Regions from separate parts of the Homo sapiens genome. Here regions 1 and 2 are each linked to region 3. Evidence: chromatin loops called from intact Hi-C (ENCODE). Cell type or tissue: gastrocnemius medialis. All regions are shown on one strand. Region 1 overlaps BABAM2 (BRISC and BRCA1 A complex member 2). Region 2 overlaps BABAM2 (BRISC and BRCA1 A complex member 2). Region 3 overlaps BABAM2 (BRISC and BRCA1 A complex member 2).

What was found. Hi-C counts contacts between places; a loop is a spot of excess contacts. Peaks named below come from ENCODE experiments on the same cell type or tissue, not always from the same donor. Only the 100,000 strongest peaks of a DNase experiment are listed, where the experiment ranks them.
Region 1: a loop joins it to region 3, with 2.2 times the contacts of the local background. A loop is called at or near these places in 1 of 110 quality-filtered maps.
Region 2: a loop joins it to region 3, with 4 times the contacts of the local background. A loop is called at or near these places in 1 of 110 quality-filtered maps.

The regions. Positions count from the first base shown.
Region 1 is chr2:27,976,103-27,981,102 of GRCh38, reverse strand. The region is part of intron 3 of BABAM2 (BRISC and BRCA1 A complex member 2); the gene reads right to left. Among named protein-coding and RNA genes, the nearest start is that of MIR4263, 18 kb to the left of the region's middle. In gastrocnemius medialis, no CTCF peak of the experiment used is centred here; a DNase peak (open chromatin) is centred at 2,912; H3K27ac peaks cover 3,472 bases.
Region 2 is chr2:28,330,580-28,335,579 of GRCh38, reverse strand. The region is part of intron 11 of BABAM2 (BRISC and BRCA1 A complex member 2); the gene reads right to left. Among named protein-coding and RNA genes, the nearest start is that of BABAM2-AS2, 23 kb to the right of the region's middle. In gastrocnemius medialis, no CTCF peak of the experiment used is centred here; DNase peaks (open chromatin) are centred at 839, 1,479, 2,679 and 3,018; H3K27ac peaks cover 4,216 bases.
Region 3 is chr2:28,199,231-28,204,230 of GRCh38, reverse strand. The region is part of intron 7 of BABAM2 (BRISC and BRCA1 A complex member 2); the gene reads right to left. All of the region lies in intron 1 of LOC100505736 (a long non-coding RNA gene), which reads left to right. Among named protein-coding and RNA genes, the nearest start is that of BABAM2-AS2, 110 kb to the left of the region's middle. In gastrocnemius medialis, no CTCF peak of the experiment used is centred here; a DNase peak (open chromatin) is centred at 2,290; H3K4me3 peaks cover 288 bases; H3K27ac peaks cover 4,821 bases.

The sequences.
Region 1 (5,000 bases), 220 kb after region 3:
AATGTGTCTTTTTAATGGACACGACTGGATAATGTTAAAGACAGACTTTTTAAATTTTTAACTATTATAGATATATAATGCTGTACTTATTTATGGGGTATATGTGATATTTTCATACAAGCACATAATGTATAAAAATCAAATTAAGGAAATTGAGATATCCATCACCCCAAGCACTTATCATTTCTTTGTGTTAAGAAAATTCCAATTCCACTCTTTATTTTGAAATACACAATAAATTACTGTTAACTATACTCACCCTATTGTGCTGCCAAACACTAGATCTTATTACTTCTACAGCTGATTTTTCAATAAATTTTAAGGCAACCAACCAGTATTTGAATATATAATAAAGTTTTTTTTTTTTAAGGAAAAGATATGTACTAAAAGGGGAGGAAGTTTACTACATTACATGTAATAAAAACATTATATAAATATTTTTCAAAACAAAGAAGTAACTTAAAATAGCTTTCAGAATCTCACATAGTTATGTTCCAGAATTTCTCAGGCTCCTACCTTCAACCTCAGAGAACTGTGAAACACTTTGCCTCAATACTGTACAGCCTCTTTGAAATAAACTGTGGCATTGTTCTCTTGCTATGCAGAACAGTCAGTAAATCAGTCAAGAACATTTATTAAAAACCCACAACGCACAGATGTGCATACTGGACACCTGGGGAGTTATACAGGAAGTAGAAAACATAGTACCTGACCTCAAGGCAGAGACAGTAGAGAAAAGACCAACACAAATCATATAGAAGAGCAATAACATCACATTTCCTTTATTTCACCCTGGAGCAGATGATATGAACACAGAGTACAGATTACCTGGACACTGCTTACTCCAACTTTTCATAAAATGGAAGAGTATGCAGGAGAACAAAGAAATAAAAGCAGGATCAGAGGTGCTATAAGGCGAGGTTTAAAAAAAAGGAAGAAGTGTTACAACCACCTAACAACAAAATAAGAGTTTCAAGTCTTATTTTTCATTACTCCCTGAAACTTGCCAGGCTATAACAGTGGGAGCAATGGGGGCAGAAGTTCCTTCCTTTCAAAATGCACATCAACAGTGCTTTATAATATGACACATACATGAAATCACAGAAATGTTAAATACAAAGTAGATTTTATTTACACGCTTGTGCCTTAGCAGCTGACAATTTTTAGAAGGTATCAGCACCATCTCAGGAAGGCTCACTTACCAGATATGCAGAGTGGACCATATCTCCTACTCCCTAATTACAGAAGGAACACAGCCTGTCCACAGGATACTTGCCTTATTCCTCACCAGTGAAATATTATCATACTATTTTGTCTATCAGTTTCAATAACTGCCAGGAAAACATAGTTTCTAAGAAACAATTCAATACTAATACAACTAATACAATCACTAATCATTAGAGAAATACACATCAAAACCACGAGATACCATCTAACATCAGTCAGAATGGCTATTACTAAAAAGTCAAAAAATAACAAAATGCTGGTGAGGCTGCACAGAAAAGGAAATGCTTACACACTGTTGGTGGGAACATAAACTAGTTCAGCCACTGTGGAAAGCAGTTTGGAGATTTCTCAAAGAACTTAAAATAGAGCTACCATTCAACCCTGCAATCCCATTACTGTGTATATACCCAAAAGAATATAAATCATTCTATGAAAAAAACACATATACTCATATGTTCATTGCAGCACTATTCACAATAGCAAAGACTTGGAATCATCCTAGATGCCCATCAAGAGTGAATCTGATAAAGAAAATGTACATAGGCCAGGCGCAGTGGCTCACACCTGTAATCTCAGCACTTTGTGAGGCTGAGGCAGATGGATCACCTGAGGTGAGGAGTTCGAGACCAGCCTGGTTAACATGGCGAAACCACGTCTCTACTAAACAAAAAAATACAAAAATTGGCTGGGCATGGTGGCGCATGCCTGTAGTCTCAGCTACTTGGGAGGCTAAGGCAGGAGAATTGCTTGAATCCAGGGGGTGGAGGTTGCAGTGAGCCGAGATTGTGCCGCTGCACTCCAGCCTGGGCAACAGAGTAAGACTCCATCTCAAAAAAAAAAAAAGAAAAAAAGAAAATGTGGTACATATACACCATGGAATACTACACAGCCATAAAAAAGAATGAGATCATGTCCTTTGCAGCAATATGGATGTAGCTGGAGGCTATTATCCTACCAAACTAACCAGGAACAGAAAGCCAAATACCACATGTTCTCACTTGTAAGTGGAAGCTAAACATTGGAGTATACATGGACACAAAGAGGGGAATAATAGACACTGGGGCCTACTTGAGGGTGGAGGGTGAGAGGAGGGTGATGGTCAAAAACCTACCAATCGGGTACTTTGCTCACTATCTAGGTGACTAAATCTTTTGTACACCAAACCCCAGTGATATGCAATTTACCCACGTAACAAACCTGCACATGTAACCCCAGAACCTAAAATGAAACTTGAAAAAGAAAAAAAGAAAAAGGTAAATGACTGGTTTTCTGCCAATGATAGATTATTCTTATCAGTTGCTGCATTAAATGATTACTGACTGAAACTCCAAGTATGGAAGTGAGAGTCAGACAAGAACTTTGTGGAAACGCCAGTTTGAAGGAGATAGTCTCAACAAAAAGTAAGTTCAAGCAATAGAGTTTGTGTCCGTCCATTTTTGCATCACTATAAAGAACTAACCGAGGACTGGATAATTTATAAAAAGAGGTTTAATTGGCTCACAGTTCTGCAGGCTGTACAGGAAGCATGGTGCCAGCATCTGCTTCTGGCAAAGACCTCAGCAAGCTTACAATCATGGCAGGAGGTGAAGGGAGAGCAGGCACATCACAAGATGAGAGTGGCAGTGAGAGCAAGAGGAGGTGCCACGCTCTTTTAAACAACCAGATCTCACATGAAGTCAGAGCAAGAACTCTTTCATTATCACAAGGACAGCACCACACCATTCATGAGGGATCCACCCCCATGACCCAAACACTTCCCACTAGGCTCACCTCCAACACTGGAGGTCACATTTCAACATGATATTTGGAGGTGACACATATCCAAACCATTTCAGAGCTTTACGAAAAACTTTGAAGAGGTGACTCATTTCCAAGAGTTAGCTCTAACCCTTAGTGTGTCCTTACACTGAAATTTAATATCTCTCTGAAAATTCCATTTGCTGGTTCTGAGAACTTTATGGGACAAGTTTAATTTATCTGTAATATCACAGCCCTTCAATTATTTGAAGGCAGTTCTCGTGACCTATCTTTCAACCCCACTAGGAGTCACCTCTTAGACAGGCTTACTATCCCAGTCTCCTTCACTATTCCTCATCTGACTTGTTTCAATTTCCTTCATCATTTGGCTCTCTCCTCTCTGAATATGTACCAGTTTGTCTATAGCTCTCTTAGAGGATAACACCCAGATCTCAAGATAAGATTCTAGGTGTGTTCTAAAGAGCACAGAAACAAATACAAAAATCCATGCCTTAATTTATGTATTAAACTTCTATTGATAAATGGCATTGTAAGTTAAAATAGCTTTTTTGGCAGCCTCATCAGTAGTGACTCCTATTATGCTTCTTATTAACTAAAAGCCCTAACATTTTTATGTATTTACCACTGCTAAGCTACATATCCCTCTTCTTAACTGGGACAACTAAATTTTAGAATCCATTTTGAAATTTTAAATTTATCTGTATTATATTTCAGTATCGCTAGATTTACCTATTTAAAGTCCATCATGATATTCTTAGATTCTACTCCAATTTTGGGTTGGCACTCCTAACTTCAAATTATAAACATACTGGCTAGGCATCCTTCTGGAAACCTCCCTTTATGACAATTTATAAACAATAAACAATCTTGGGTGCAATAATTTAAACAATAATGTCTAACCAATAATAATATGAACTTAAACATTCATCACAAGTTTGTCAAGGAACTTGTCAACTGCCTCAGCAATGTAGGCTGTTGTGCCTACAAATGCAAGGATGCCACTAATTATTCCATTGCACAGCATTCTTTTCATCTTGAGTGGTAGAGTTTAATTTCCAATATCAAGGAAAAAGACTCTAAGGAATTACTACATCTGAGAGTTGGCATATTTACATGAATTAGGCTCTCAAACAAAATCTGTAGAACAAAGGATGGAAGTAGGGGGCAGAGGCTAAACTTAGGTCATTTAAATTTGCCTCCTCTTCTTAGAAGACTTCCTTCTGCCATATCCCTCTCCTAGACTTCGGACCACACCTAATCCTTCTTTGCACTTCTAATATCTGAAGCAGTGCTATGTAATAGAAATAATAATGCAAGCCACATACATAATTTTAAACTTACCAGTAGCCACATTCAAACAGTAAAAAGAAAAAAGGTGACATAAAAATTATAAACTATTTTTTAACTTTATACACAGTAAAATTCATCTTTTTCTGTACACCTATAAGAGTTGTATAACATGCAGAGATTTGTGTAAACATCACCAAAATTAGGATACAGAACAATTCTATCACTCTCCAATATGTCTTCATGCTATCCCTGTGTATTTAAATATTCCGACCATTCCTTATTCCTGGAAACCTCTGACCTGCTCTTGGCCCCTTCAGTTTTGCATTTTTCCAGAATGCCATATAAATGGAATCATGCAGTATGTAACCTTTTGAGACCAGCTTCTTCTTTCACTTAGCATAAGGCATTTGAGACTCAAATTGCTGCATGTATCAATAGCTTGCTCCTTTTTTATAGCCTACTAGTATATTCCATTGTACAGATGTACCATAGTTTGTATATCCATCTACCCAATGAAAGACATGTAGGTGATTTCCAGTTTGTGATGATTATGAATGATGCTGCTACAAACATATATGTACATGTTTTGCGTGAATGTACATTTATCATTTCTAGATAAATGTTTAAGACTGGATTGCTAGGTCATATGATGAAGTGTATCTTTAACCATAAAACAAACTGCCAACCTTTTTTCCTGAGTGACTATTACATTTAGCAAACCAACA
Region 2 (5,000 bases), 130 kb before region 3:
TAGAAAGCACTTGGTGATGGGCTGTGGCTTTAATGTAACTAATGATGACCACGAGCTTGCAAGAAGCAGTTACAGTATGTCCATTACAAGCTGTTTAAGAAGGCGGGAGAGGCTGGGCGCAGTGGCTCATGCCTGTAATCCCAGCACTTTTGGAGGCCGAGGCGGGTGTATCACCCAAGGTCAGGAGTTCAAGACCAGCCTGGCCAACATGGCGAAACCCCGTCTCTACTAAAAATATAAAAATTAGCCGGGTGTGGTGGTGGGCGCTTGTAGTCCCAGCTACTTGGGAAGCTGAGGCAGGAGAATCGCTTGAACCCGGGAGGCGGAGGTTGCAGTGAGCCAAGATCACGTCCGCACCATGGCACTCCAGCCTGGGCGGCAGAGCCAGACTCTGTCTCAAAAAAAAAAAAAAAAAAAAAAAAAAAGAAGGTGGGAGAGACAGCAGCTCCAGAAAGAGAACAGGTACAATATTTAGGTACTAAGGAAGAACACTTTAGTCCATTCTCAAATTTCAAACTTTGCCAACAGTTAGTAAGAAAAAGCACCCTCTTCCATCCACTTGTGATCAGCACAGCCCTGAGCCAGCCAAACCGCCACCTTCTCTGGCACTCAGGACCTCAAAGCCCTTATCCATTAACGGCACCATGCCACAGTCGCCACAGTCACCCTTAATGCAAAAGGGGTGCTGTGGTGTGACAGAGCTCCAGACCTAGGCAAGGCCGGGCAGGGCAGGAGAAGCCCTGGGCTCTGTTCCCTTACGAACAGTAGGGGTGATAAGGCCACCTGATGCCACACTCGCATGGGACAGTGTGTGGGAGGAGACAGTCAACTGTTGGCTGCCACCCAGACGTGAGGGCCACTTATTCCTTCCATATGTTTCACCTGCTGCTATTTCCCCAGCAACATGGAAGTGCGGCCGGAGAGAGCCTTGTGGCCCCGCTTCTCCAGAGGGTCTGAGATCGACAGGCTGCCACCAACCTCTGCTGCATGGACTCTGGCCTGATGTGCACTGTGGAGTCTGGCCCATCCCAGTACCACTTTCAGGGAGGGCTGAATGTTCCCTAAGTTAGAGGTGAGGACGTCACCTTCCCTGACCTTACAGCTACGAACATCAAGGGGAGAGGCTGCAGCTGAGCTGCACTATAGCCCCCACAGGTGCCTGATGAGCAGATGGTGCTGGAGCCACTGCTGCCCTGGACGCTGGCCTGAGCTGGGCAGGGGTCGGGTCCGGGGAGCCCTCCACTTACCTCCCCAGGCCCAGAGTCACACTGGGTCCCGAGGCAAGCCTCATCAGCTTAGTCTTTCCTTGTAAACTTCTAGGGGAAGGGGCTACAACATTGCAAGCTCCTTACACAGAAGGGAGCACGTTTTAAAGGCAAGCTTTTTTCTTTTTAGAAAGTTCTAAAGTTTCCTGTTCTGTCCTGGGCTTTCCCTGCCAGGGCCAACTGCGTGCTGCCAAGGGGAAGCGTGGCGAGGGCTATTTAAAGGCATGATGCTACCAGCTGTTTTCGGCGAGTGCCTCTCAACTTGGATCCTCATTAAGTTAGTTAACGGAGTGGGAGGAGGGGGAAAGGGAAAATGACAACTGGCTCCCACCCATTTATAGATTTTTTAAAACGCTGTTTTCATTTATTTCACTTTTTATCAGAGAAAATGGAGAGCTGCCCAGAGTACAGATTGCTAATGGCAAGAGGTATCTGTCATCTTTGAAAAAACCTTTGACCCAGAGACAAAGTATGTAGTAAGCTTTAAAAGTGTAAGCGTGTTCTAGGGGATAGTGAAGTCTTCTCACCTCCCCATTAACTGGCCAAGTGGGGCCCACAGGAGAGGGCCCTGAGTGTCAAGCTCCTCACTGAATGCACACTGTAAGGGAATCTATTTTTAGATGGCATTAGAGCTCAATATGCCTGAGGGCAAAATGAGGTTCAGTCCCTCTTCACTGATCTCAGTCTCTCTGCTCAGGGTTTCATAAAATTACAACTCGGTCCAACCCAGGAGTCTCAGTTAGGAGAAGAAAACGTAAGGACTGGGTAGGTTTCCCATGAATTCAGAGCAGAAGCAGGGCTGGCCCAGGCTTCAGCTCACAGGCATGGCATGGTGGAGGGAACTGAATCAGGAGTCAGGGGGTCTACTTTTGTGGGCCTTGGGCCCAGGGTAAATCTCTTCTGGGCTTCAGCTCCCTCACCTACAAAGCAGGGTGCCATAACTGAGGGTCCTAAGGCCGGTGGGCTGTAGAAGGTGAGGGTAGCCTGTGCGGGGCAGGCTCTGGAGCCAGGCGGACTGGGCTCGAGGCCTGGCCACACTCCTTACTCGTTGATCATGAGGGCAAGTGACTGCAGCGTTAGTTTCTTCATCTAAAAGGCGGGAGTAACTGCCTACCTTAAAGGGTTCTTGTGAGGAGTGAATGAGATGGTCTGGGTAAGCGCTTGGCATGGTACCTGGCATAAGAGATGATCAATAGATGTCAACTATTATCATGGGTACCCGCTGGGGCCAAGGGGAAGAGGCTCTGAGTCTGTGGAAACAGCCAGAAGAACGCGTGTGTGCCGAAGCGGGAAACCTGTGAGAGGTCTAGGGTCCTTGTCCTCAGTTCAGCCTTTCCCGAGGCTCCTTGGATCAGGCCCTCCCTTCTCACTGATCACACTGAGCTGGCAATCGCAGGCAGAGATGGCCAATCTCAGGCTTGGATACTCAGCCAAAGTCATGGGACACTGTGTGTCTTTTGCAATCCAGTCTAGAGCTGCTCATGGCATCCTTGTGGCATCAAAGGACAAATTCTGTAGCCAGAGGCACCTCCAGCCCTTGCGTGTCTTCTGCCCCCAAACCTACCAGGTGTACTCCTTGTGTGTGGTGTGCAGTTTTGGTCAGGGCTTGACCAGGGATGATGCTGCAGCTCTTCCTAGAAGGGTATTTAGGAATCACATGGCTCCGGCTGCCAAGAGCAGGGTGTTGGTTGGCCTGGTCCTCAAACAGCTCTCCTTCTGTCCAGGACAACATGCATCGTCAAGGGGAGGCAGTGGGGGAAGTGGAAAGAGCACTGCACTAGGAGGCACAGGACTCACAGCTCTAGCCCGGGCCCTGGCTCATTGTGTCATCCAGAACTGGGACTCCATTTCCTCACCTGTAACAGGATGATTTCTACTTAATGATCTTATGACCACCCAGTTATGGTCTGAGATATCATCCATGTGATCTTGAGCAAGCCACTTAACCCTTTTGTGTCCTGATTCTTCATCTATTAAATTCAGACACTAGCACCTCTTTTTTCTCTTTTTTAAAAAAAGTTCCGGGATCCACGTGCAGGACGTTAGGTTTACTACATAATAAAAGTGTGCCATGGTGGTTTGCTGCACCTCTCAACCCAGCGCCTACGTATTAAGCCCTGCAGGCATTAGCTATTTATCCTGATGCCCCCCGATCAACAGGCCCCAGTGTGTGATGTTCCCCTCCCTGTGTCCATGTGTTCTCATTGTTCAGCTCCCACTTATAAGAGACAACATGTGTTTGGTTTTCTGTTCCGGTGTTAGTTTGCTGAGGATAATGGCTTATAGCTCCATCCATGTCCCTGCAAAAGACATGATCTCCTTGCTTTTTATGGCTGCATAGTATTCCATGGTGTATATGCACCACATTTTCTTTATCCAGTCTATCACTGATGGACTGGGTTGATTCCATGTCTTTGCTATGGTGAATAGTGCTGCAGTGAACATATGCGTGCATGTATCTTTATAACAGAATGATTTATATTCCTTTGGGTATATGCCCAGTAATGGGATTGCTGGGTCAAATGATATTTCTGGTTCTAGGTCTTTGAGGAATTGCCATACTGTCTTCCACAATGGCCAAACTAATTTACATTCCCACCAACAGTGTAAAAGCGTTCCTACTTCTCCACAGCCTTGCTGGCATCTATTGTTTCTTGACTTTTTAATAATCGCCATTCTGATTGGCATGAGATGGTATCTCATTGTGGTTTTGATTTGGGTTTTCTCTAATGATCAGTGATGTTGAGATTTTTTCATATATTTCTTGGCTGCATAAATGTCTTCTTTTGAGAAGTGTCTGTTCATGTCCTTTGCCCACTTTTTAATGGAGTTGTTTTTTTCCTATAAATTTGTTTAAGTTCCTTGTAGATTTTGGATATTAGACCTTTGTCAGATGGATAGATTGCAAAATTTTTCTCCCATTGTGTAGGTTGTCTGTTCATTTTGAAGACAGTTTCTTTTGCTGTGCAGAAGCTCTTTAGTTTAATTAGATCCCATTTGTCAATTTTTGCTTTTGTTGCAATTCTTTTGACGTTTTTGTCATGAAATCTTTGCCTGTGCCTATTTCCTGAGTGGTATTGCCTAGATTTTCTTCTAGGGTTTTTATAGTTTTGGTTTTATATTTAAGTCTTTAATCCATCTTGAGTTAATTTTTGTATGAGGTGTAAGGAGACGGTCCAGTTTCAAATTTCTGCGTATGGCTAGCCAGTTTTCCCAGCACCATTTATTGAATAGGGAATCCTTTCCCCACTGCTTGTTTTTGTCAGGTTTGTTGAAAATCAGATGGTTGTAGATGTGCGGCCTTATTTCTGAGATGTCTATCCTGTTCCACTGGTTTGTGTCTGTTTTTGTACCAGTACCATGCCGTTTTGGTTACTGTAGTAAAGTCTGAAGTCACGTGATGCCTCCAACTTTGTTCTTTTTGCTTAGGATTGTCTTGGCTATACGGGCTCTTTTTTAGTTCCACATGAATTTTAATGTAGAATTTTTAAAAAAATTCTGTGAAGAATGTCCATGGTAGTTTAATGGGAAAAGCATTGAATCTATAAATTGCTTTGGGAAGTATGGCTATTTTCATGATACTAATTCTTCCTATCCATGAGCTTGGAATGTTTTTCCATTTGTTTGTGTCCTCTCTGACTTCCTTGAGCAGTGGTTTGTAGTTCTCCTTGAAGAGGTCCTTCACATACCTTGTAAGTTGTATTCCTAGGTATTTCATTCTCTTTGTAGCAACTG
Region 3 (5,000 bases):
AAAGACGGACATTACAGACAAAATGAACAGACTGGTAACTTATAGGGAAAAGATAATAACAAAGACTCAAATAAAAGATTAGTATCACAATATGTAAGTAACTCCAACAAATAAGAAACAAATGTAAAAATAGGTTAAAAAAATAGAAGGGGAAGCTTAAATGGATAAAAGCAAATAAACAATGATCAGCCTACCAGTAATCAGAGAAATACAAATTAAAGCAAGATATCGTAATGATTGGCAAAAATGATAAATTTGGGTAATACAAAGTATTGGCAAGGATGTAGGAGGACAAGCATTGGCAAGTGCTGCTGGTGGGATTCTAAACTGGCGCAGCCTTTCCGGAAGGGCAATCTGGCAGTGCTCTAAGGATGTTCACCCTGGCAAGCTAAGACAACTGCGCTGCTTATTACCATGGGAATGGAAAGAAGAGTGTGGTGGATGCCTGCTATGGAACCCCACATGGCAATCAGGTTCAACAACCTAAATGTAAAAGGAAAGCTCTTAAAAGCATAAAGCCAAGTGAATATAAGAAACAGAATGAGAACCTTAGTATATCACCTATGTAAATGAAAAACGTCTCTTATGTAAAGGCCACAAAACAACCTACTATATTTTTAAGGGCATATAAATAAATAAGAACATTGTTAATGGGAATGGGAAGAGTGGAGATGGAAGATGAAAAAGTAAAAAGATGAAAACAAAAGCAAAGCCATGCACCGACTGGTGGTGATGATAATGTGCTATCAACTAACCAGTATGATGAATTCAACTCTCTAACCCAAGGTGCCAGAGACACCCACCCTCACACAAGAAAGTAGAAAACCATTTGCAGGAATTATTTGGTACTCATCCATGAGGGTCTTCCAAAAATTCATGATTGACATATGTAGCTAAATGGAATAAAATAGGCTGTGGGATGATGGTGATCTGAATTGAGTTTTCTAACTACTAGAGAAGATCGCAACTGTTTCTCAGCAGTAAAGTGAGTCCTTTTCTTACAGAATTAATTGATAAATGCTTTGAAATGAGAAACCCAGATCCTAAAATACAAGGCCGAACATATTCGGAGAGGACTAAAAGAAGTAAATTAAGTGAATTCATTATAAAGGTCAAGGTACAACCTGTCACCTTAGCTCAACGTGACACTTCATTTTGGCTTTCTTAATTCCAGTACGTCTTAATTTTGGCACATTCTTACCCTACACACAAGAGAGGATGTGCCCCCATAATGATTCATCAATAGGAAAGCATTCTTTCTGTGGGGGGGTGGAGGACACAGGTGAGGTTAAGGTACAAAATCCATGCTGGTGCTCTGCCATAATTAACTGCAGTAAAACATGGGAGGAATATTCCCCGTGATTGAAGCACTCAAGGCATATATCCTTGTGGCAATGTTTTACAGGCTTTTTACATTGTACTACCTGTTGAAGATGTTTATTTAAGTCTTTGTTTTCTCTCTTTTTAAGTCTAAAGAAAGGATGAGAGTCCTGATTATTTGTATTCATAGGTTCCATTTCTTTTTCATATTTAAAGATACACTATGGACAAGTTAAATAATGCCATTTCCTCCCCCAGCTGCATGTGATGAATGAACAAAAGCCCCAACTAAAATGTTCCCATCGCATAAACTAGAACAACATTACTAAGTCCAACTTGGGTAAGTCCAATTTACCCAGCTGTTTCTGAAGCAACTAGATGTTGGAATTAAAGCAGATTTTTCTATTCTTTGGGGAACTTCCTACTCAACATTATAGGAAAGTAGTCCTTGATAAAGCTATTGAGAAAAAGTAACATTTTAAATGGGAGGAAGAGAGAGAAGACAGGGAAGGGGCAGGGGCATGGGAGGGAAGCAGGAGGGGGAAGCTCCAGGGAAGGGGGGACTCAATGGGATGTGGGAAGAGACAGGAAGGGAGAGAGGCTGGGTTCAAAGCTGAGGACTACTAATAGAGCAAGGCTAAAATAATCCAACATTAGGAACACAGTCAGTACCCCGGTCACGAATTTTATTCCATTAAGTAGTGCTTAGCCAAATCTTTCTGGCATCTTCTCTAGGATTTATTTTCACTCTCTGACCCAGTAGTGGTTTTCCATCTGGTCTCACACTCCTTATCAGAGTAGAGGTGTGAATTACATCTAGAGATTGTTCTGGGATCTCTGAGCACTCCCAGTTCTAAAAGCTTTTAACTTCCTCTGGCAAAGGATGCTCCTGACCTGCAATTCCCAATTGTTCCCCTGGCCAACTGGGCCCCGTGGCTCATCCCATATGATTTCCCAAATGACAGAACACCGGTTCTGTATCTGTACTGTGACTTCAGAGATCTTTCACCATTCGGGGCTTCATCTCTATTTCATGGCCTGGCCTCTATTAATCCTCCTGTGTCTTGCCAGAGGCTTTGTCTTCATTTTGCAACCTGTTCCTGCTGATGCACCGCAGTTTCTTGCCAGCGTCTTTATAAGTCTTAAGACTTAAGAAATCTCTGGCAAGAGGCTGTGGAGGATTAGTTGAGGCTACGAAGCGGAGATGAGACTCCTGATAGAGCCAAATGTTAAGAGTTTGGCCAAACTTGTTCTTCATTTTTTTCTTTCCTTTATATTAAAAAGCCACCTAAACACAACAGAAGAGCTTTTAAGCAAAATTAACAATGGTCTCCTGGTGACAACTAAGGCCACAAACAAAAGGTTTCTTCTTATGCAAGCGGAATATTAGGGCACCATGTAACACCTAGACTGGGTTCATATCCTCTTTGACTGTGCACTGACTTCCTCAAAAATATCGTCTCTCTTGGCATCCCACTTGAAGATCCATATATAAAAAAAGAAATATAAATAAAAATGTGTGTGTAAGGCAGCAAACAAATGTTGAGATTGGGTCCACATTAGCCATATGGTATTTTTGTATAAAAACAATCATTATGTGATATTAGGACCAAAGAAAATGAAATTCATATTCATTTCCAAAATCTGACAGCTTGTTTATTTCTGCTATCATGTTGCATACTGGAATTTCTTTCCTTATAGTCAAATCCTAAAAAAAATAAAAAACAATTTAATACCACACAATAATGTACTACTTTTTAAAAAATGGAACACAGGACACGGATCCTTGGTTATTACCAAAATTTCCTCCCCTTGCTCTCCCCATTAAAAAACTCACAGAGGCCGGGCATGGTGGCTCATGCCTGTAAACTGAGCACTTTGGGAGGCCGAGGTGGGAGGATCACTTGAGGTCAGGAGTTTGAGACCAGCCTGGCCAACATGGCAAAACCCTGTCTCTCCTAAAAATACAAAAAAATTAGCCAGGTGTGGTGGTGCGCACCTGTAGTCCCAGCTATGCAGGAGGGTGAGGCAGGAGAATCGCCTGAACCCAGGAGGCAGAGGTTGCAGTGGGCCAAGATTGCATCACTGCACTCCAACCTGGGCGACAGAGCAAGACTCTGTCTCAAAACAAACAAACAAACAAACAAACAAAAAACCCCATAGATACCTGGTAAACTAGTACATAGCATAGAGCTTTTAATAAGAAAAGACAAACATTGTAGTGTTAAGTCTATTTTTGGGAAGGTTAAGGATGCTATCTATTGCTTGAATCTGATTGGCTGTTTCAGTCAAGGGAGCAAGAGAAAGTTATTTAAACTATTACTTATAGATGACAAAGCCGATTAATTGCTCCAGCAAACTCCCAGGCTGCCTACTAATATGCACTTTACCCCTCTGGCTAATTGAATGTGTGCACAGTATGATTACAAATGGATAGGTCCTGGTCTTTTCTTCTCTCTGAAATGATATACTGCTTTTATTAACAGGGAGTGAAGAAGAGAGCTAATATTTATAGATGACATTATATTTCATTCACTTCTCTAACAAATTAGCTTTTGTAGCCTTCCATTAGTAGAGGGTAATAAGGGACAAACATGTATGGAGAGACACTTGGACTCAGTGAGATGGAAATGGTGAATGATGATCAGTGAAAAATGAATACAGGAGAGTCAGCAATGACTAATAAGGGGAAAGGAATTCAGTGAAGAAATACAATGTCCTGTCCTGGCTTCTCCTTCTTTTAGTGTTGTTCACTGTCAATCACTGTCAACAGCCTAGAAGATAGGTAGGGTTGTTTTGGAAAGTTGATTCTAAACCAGCTACGTATGAAGAAGGTAAACAAGAATGAAAATGTGTATTATATTTCCCTAAAAGGCACATTTCACACATTTAGTAGAAAAGATACAAGTGCTAACTGTGATTAGCAGTTCACTTTCATTAACACATTCAAAATGAATAGGGGTTTCCTAATATTTATTTTATAAAATAACAGGTGTTAGGAACCGTCCAGCTCCACACAATGCCTTGGTGCCAATCCTAGATAAGGATCACTTGTTTAGGTCTTAGGGTCCAGGATGTTTCGTTCCATACCTGTCAACAATGGCTCCTAAATTTTGGCCAGAAACTAATCAGTCTGCAGGTCCTTCAAACTTCCACTGCTGCCCACCGCTGCCTTCCTAGAACCCAATCTATTGGCCCTGGACCACCACAGAAGTTCGTTTTCTGTTCCTCACTTGCCTTACTGCCAACTAAAGGGTCAACACGACTCCTGAACTCTTCTTCAGCCTTAGCTTAGGACACTAGTGCCTAGTCAACCTCATCTCCTTAAGCTAATACCTAGTTTCAATCATATCTTCCGGGCCCTAATTATAGTCTAAACAAAATAATAATCATTCAAAAAATTTGAGTGCTTAGTATTTGCCAAGCACAATTCTAGGAGTTTGGTGGATAAGAATGAACAAAGTCATTTATGAATTTTTAAAATTTCAAAACAAAGACTGTCATCTGCTAGAAAAATCCACAGCCACTCAAACAGCAAATGTAGGCTGGGAACAGGAAGGGCTAGGTGGCACTTACCTGTGCCAGCCTAGCCAAGAATATGCACATAAAACATGCAACTTGTTACAAGCACGTAACGAAAGAGCAAAGGATGTGTGTCGGCTAAGATGTCAACTCAGCAT